Linked DNA regions of Mus musculus: region 1 is linked to region 2. A link is a contact called in ENCODE Hi-C or POLR2A ChIA-PET data. All regions are on one chromosome and are shown on one strand. Each heading gives the region's core, a stretch centred on a gene start or an enhancer-like site at or near the end of the contact. The rest is flanking DNA. Distances are from core to core; before and after follow the strand shown. Region 1 holds the start of Coro2b (coronin, actin binding protein, 2B). Region 2 overlaps Coro2b (coronin, actin binding protein, 2B).

The links. A loop is a pair of places that touch in the nucleus more often than their neighbours do. ChIA-PET counts read pairs that join two places held with the same protein, here RNA polymerase II (POLR2A).
Region 1: a map of left cerebral cortex shows a loop between it and region 2 (2.8-fold over the local background). The contact joins the promoter of Coro2b here to the enhancer-like site in region 2. A Hi-C loop is called at or near these places in 6 of 37 maps with a recorded cell type or tissue (CH12.LX, Patski, adrenal gland and 1 more). POLR2A ChIA-PET finds 5 or more read pairs at or near these places in 3 of 5 experiments (Patski and embryonic stem cell).

What each region holds. Positions count from the first base shown.
Region 1 is chr9:62,535,679-62,538,378 of GRCm38, forward strand. It overlaps Coro2b (coronin, actin binding protein, 2B), which reads right to left and starts at 1,366. Exons shown (of 12, transcript NM_175484.3): 1 at 975-1,366. The coding sequence starts at 989. It overlaps Gm39352 (a long non-coding RNA gene), which reads right to left. Exons shown (of 4, transcript XR_870833.1): 3 at 2,603-2,700; 4 at 2,203-2,448.
Region 2 is chr9:62,490,409-62,493,108 of GRCm38, forward strand. The region is part of intron 1 of Coro2b (coronin, actin binding protein, 2B); the gene reads right to left. Among named protein-coding and RNA genes, the nearest start is that of Coro2b, 45 kb to the right of the region's middle. Within about 2 kb of position 1,257, at least 1 of the 3 ENCODE cell types and tissues checked has a DNase peak (open chromatin) inside an H3K27ac peak, as active enhancers do.

The DNA.
Region 1 (2,700 bases), core at 116-2,615, 45 kb after region 2:
TGCTTGGCTTCTACCTCCTCAGCTGTGAGAGCCAGCTGAGCATCTGGGAAAGATGGAGTCTGGCCTAAGGTGTATAGACGGCCAAATCCACGGCTAAGGCCGATGCCAGGGTGTGAGGTCAGCACTCCAACAGAACCTGGGAAGAGTACAGTTCATACTCTTCACTTGTTTGTCCCACCACTACCAAGGCTCATCTTATCCCATTGCAGAAAAGGAAACCTAAGCCCAAACTAGGCCTAGCCCTTCTCCGTAGAGAGACTCAAATCTGCCTTGGCCCAGGGCTTATCCCACTGCCCCAACGGTCTCTCCTCTTAACTCCATTCTTCCATTGGCAGGGAAGACGTCCCCAAAAAAGTTCTTCAACAAACCCGGGCTCCTGTGACAAGTCCAAGAACCTCTTCCAAACTGGGGTCTGCCAGGATGCCTACCTGCTCCTCTCTGTCACACTCCCTGCCCATCCCACCCCATGCAGTAGAACCTTCCCTGTCTCTGGCAGCCACTCAGGGATCCGGCAGCGCCTCTACAGGGTAGCTTTGGAGTCAGGCCCAGGCTTCTGGGGTAAATGGCAAAGACAGGCAGGTGGGGTTCAGCTCCCTTGTGTGTCTGACTAGCATGGCCAGCCCATCCCTGCATCATCAGCATGGATCCCTCAGTCCTTACGGCGCGTGACACTGAGGGACAGACACCCAGAGCGCCAGCCAGCCCGAAGCAGCTTTCCAGGGGTTAAAATTGCAGCACCTTCCACAAGAGTTAAAAATGCAGTCCCGGGGCGCACAGTGATGTGGTCCACACCGTCCAGGATAGCTGCAAAGGAGCATCCCCTCCCGGCATCCCGTAGTCCCCTGGGGGCCGAGCGACTCCTGGGAGCTGGAGCGCGCGCGCGCGCGCGATCCCTTCCTAAGCCCCTCAAGTCCCTGCCCGGGGGGTTGTAGCACCCGCGGGTCCCCAGCGTGGCGACGATCTGCGCTGCTTACCTTTGTGACAGTCATACAGAAAGCGGGCGGTGGGGCTGGGCGCGGGCGGCGGCAGGCGGCTGGGCCGGGCTGGGGACCGCGCGCTCGGGAGGCCGCTGGCTGATGTCAGCCGCGGCCGAGCATCTATAATAGATGAGGCCGCCGCGCCGCAGGAAGGCGAGGCAGGAAGAAAGGCGGGCGGCGGGCCGCGCGGGGGGCGGGGAGGACCGACCGGGGACTCGCTACAAAGAGGAGGCGGAGGCAGAGGCGGGAGTGCAGTCCGGGCGCCTGACGGTCCCCAGCCCCGCGCGTCCAGGCGCTGCCCCCTCGGGCTCCTGGCACCTGCGGCCGGGGCCGTGGGCGGGGACCCGGCCTTCGGTGCCGCGTTGGCTCCGGGCGCCCGGTGAAGTCACAAGCTGGACGGGCGCGGCGCGCGGCCGGAGATGCCTTCCCAGGGCTGGTCGCCCCCTGGAGGTTCCCAAAGTCCACCCGCTACGGGTCCCGCAGCTGCCACACGAGTTCAGGGTGGCCAGGAGGGCTCGTGGAAGCACTCCTTCGCATCTCAGTGATGAGCTCGCCTAAGGCCAATGTGGTCCATGTTACATAGGAAGTGGCAGGACTTGAGTGTAAAGTACTTAGACAGAGGGGCATTGGGCCCAGTTGGCTCGCCAGACTCGCCCAGAGGCTCTCTGCTTGGTGGCAAGCTTCTTAGAGGTTTCCTTTGCAGATCCTGCGTTCTATAGTTATAGGGACACAGGGGGAGCTCTCTGTAAGAGAGGCAGGACCGACCCTCCTCAAGAGTGTTCACATCACTGGGGAGATGACAGGTACAGTTGCTCTAGGCAAATCCCAGCCAGGTTACCTACACCCTGTAGCAGCTGCAGGAATTTCAAGTACAATTGCCTGAATATGGCCATGCGAGTACCTGGGCAAAACCGGTTTGGACAGATAAGGAGCCGCTGCAACCACAGAGAAGGGAGGAGGGAATGAGGTATTTGGAGCATCTCTCTCTCTCTCTCTCTCTCTCTCTCTCTCTCTCCCCCCCCCCCCCGGGGGTTCTGAAGTGTGCCACCTGCTCTCAGAGTTTCTTCACTGCAGTCCAGTGTGAGCACCTGCCCCGGAGGAAGGTGCAGGAACAGGGAGGTAGGATGCCTGCTCCATTCCGCAGCTGTATTTCTAGAACAGTACTACACACAGTGACAACTACTATAAAGTGCTTTGGCATAGATCCCGATATTTTTATTTACAGTTTTTTTTGTTTTGTTTTATCTTAGTTTTTGTTGGTGTTTTGGGTTTTTTGGGGGGGCATCCCTAAGAATGAGCAGATTTCGTGGGGGGACGTACCTGGTCTGACACAGTGACAGAGCCAGGACTTGTGTCTGTGAGTTACAGAGTTCCTCCACAGCTGCTGCCATCTTTGAACTTCTTCTGCATCTTGGGAAGGGTATAAACACCTGTCCGTCTCCAGGGGCCTTGCAGCAACTTTACTAGGTCTCTAGGGAGAGCAGATGTAGCTTCAGGCCTCAGGCATTGGCTCTGCGCCAGACCCCTCCTAGGTGTAGTCATGCCAGGCCTCAAGTCTTTACTGCCTCACCCCCCCCCCACCCGCCCCAGAAATGCCGGCTTCATTCTCTGAACCCCATCCTTACCTGACATCCAACCACTGTACACTTAGTTCAGAGTCTCTGGGTTGTCTCCACATGGGACAGTACAGCAGGGAGCTAGCTGGCCCCTGGGTATGATTTAT
Region 2 (2,700 bases), core at 7-2,506:
CATTTGGAGGGTGAGCGGAGGATCTATGGGGGCCTTCTATGGGCTGCTGCCTTTTGCAGGGAAGCCCATACCAATCTTGTAGTGAGCTCAGCCTGGGCGACACCCAGCAGGCACTCAGTTTTGCCTCTGAGCAATGACCACACACCTGGCTCACAAGCTCTGCACTGGGTCTTAGCCAAGATGTCAAGAAGGAATCTTGTTTTTGTTTGAGACAGAGCCTCAATATTCAGCCCTGGCTGTCCTGGAGTTTACTGTGTAGACCAGGCTGTCCTCGAACTCACAGAGATCTGCCTGCCTCTGCCTCCCAAGTGCTGGGAGATGAAGGTTTAATTTTAGCAGCTGTATGTCTATTTTAATACATTAGAAAAAAATTAACACATATTCCAGACCTTTGATGTCACAGATGCTATTGTGAATGAATGCTAATGAGGGGAAAAGTAAAGAAAGAAGAGGAAGAAGAGGAGGAGGAAGAGGAGGAGGAAAGATCAGTTTAAAAATATGGTGTGAAAGATATACTACAGGTCTGTCACCTGCTTAGAGAGCCATCCCACTGTGAAATTATAGAAATCATGTTGTCCCTGCAAAGTACAATATTCTAAATTCCAGTTCCACGGGAAGGTGCTGTCTTTGCTCATTCCAGCTTCTGCCAGTCGGGCATGCCCTTTTTTTCCTGCCCAGCCACAGCTCAGTCTCAAGGCTAGCCTCACAGCTGACCTCAGACCTGTTCTTGCTCCTGGTATCGCCCTCAGCCTTGGTTCTCCTTGGCCAGCCGGGTTCCCCTTGGAAACAGCAGGAAAAGGGACCAGGGCCTTCTGAGCAGAGCTGAGCTCCAAAATGCTGTTCCTGGCCTGCCCAGCAGGGTTCTGTAGTCAGGAAGTCCCTTTAGGATCCTGGCCTGATGATAGGCCAGCCCCTCCCACATCCTCAAGGGAGCCCCACCCAGTGGAAGGCAGATAGCTCAGATAACCTCCCAGGGTCAGTCAGTCCATCCAGTGGCTGGGTCCTGAGATATGCTTATTTCCAGTGAAGACCACACCGTGAGGCCTCCTGGGAGCTTCAAGAGAAGGATGACAAGCCTGGACTGGAATCTACACAGACCTACATTCTAGTCCCATCATACTGCAGAGTGGCTGTGTGGCCTGAGCAAGCCTCTGAACATCTCTGTGCCCCTCCATCTGCTCTTACAGAGGGAGGCTTATTAATTTCCCCTCACCCACCGGACACAGGCAGAGTCAACGCCAAGATGCCCAGCTCATGCCCAGTACAAGGAATGCTACCTCTCCTGAGCCTCCCACACCTACATTTACCCAAGATGCTCCTGGGGAGCCTTCAGCTGCACGCCTCAGCTGACATCACCTACGCTGCAGATGCCTCCCCCTTCCCCTCTTTCCTTTTTTCCTGCTCACTCCCACTCTCTGTCCTTTTCCCTCTCTCTATTTGGCCCAGCTCCCAGATCTCAGGTACAGTGACAGACAAGACGCCTATGTGACTGGCTCTTGATAAAGATGCTGGCACTCTGCCTCCCCCACCTCTTTCTAGAACATGTAGCCCAGGCTGCCCTCAAATTTAATATGTAGCTCAGGATAACTTTGAACTCCTGATCCTCCTGCCCATATCTCTCAAGTGTTGGGATTACACGTGTGGGATATCACACGTTAATTAATGCTCTGCTGGGGAACCGAACCTCGAGCTTCATTTATGCTAAGCAAGCACTCTGCCACTGTAGCCCCTAGTATTTCTTCATTTTTTGATATGGACTCTCTATGTAGCTTTGGCTGGTCTTGAACTCTCAACGTTTGGCCATACAGAGTCACTTTCTAAACAAGGTTAGTTCACAGCTGAGGCTAAAAGTTGAGCATGGCAGATCTATCTGCGAAAAGTGCTCCTCACTCTGTAAGAGCTGGAGCTCTGTGTTTAGAGAGCCCCCAGGGTAAGGAGTCCTTCCTCTTGAAGCATCATGAGTTCTGGGAGTCTCCAGGCCAGGGTACACAGCAAGGCTACAATGGCTATGGTCATGTAGACCTAGGTTGGGAAGCCTTTCAAATGATTGGTGCACCATATGTGCATGCTGGGCAGTGGGCATCTGTGCCGCCCAGGGGTTAGAGGGAATGACATTATCTCTCTCTGGCTCCATGGTCCCACACTGGACCCTACACTCTGGTCCCTATAGCCAGTTGGCCTCCAAGTTGTGGCTACAAAGACAAAGAGCTTGGCTCCCTGTCAATTGGCAGTGGGAAAAAAAGGGGGGGGGGCAATAAGGTGTCTCTGGGGTACTTGGTGACAGGGCTTGGTTGCCCCTTCCCCTAAGGTTACCACTAAGTGGGAGAAGCCTTGCTGGCGGGAGCTGTGACATCTCTGTTGGGGAGAGGAAGTGTGCGTCAGCAGTCTGAATAATTAGAACTCTTCAGCACTGTCAATCACAGGTAGGAAAGTAGGCGTCGAGTCACTTTGCCTGTAGAGAAGCTGGTGCTGAGCCATGTGCCGTGTGTGTGTGTGTGTGTGTGTGTGTGTGTGTGTGTGTGTGTGTGTGTGTGTGTGTGTTTGTGTGTGTGTGTGTGTGTGTGTGTGTGTGTGTGTGAGAGAGAGAGAGAGAGAGAGAGAGAGAGAGAGAGAGAGTCTTCCTAAGCCTTGGGAAGGCTTTAAGGGGCTTCATCAGCTGAAGGCTTTGAAGTTGGAGCCGCAACTTTCTGCTTGAACTTC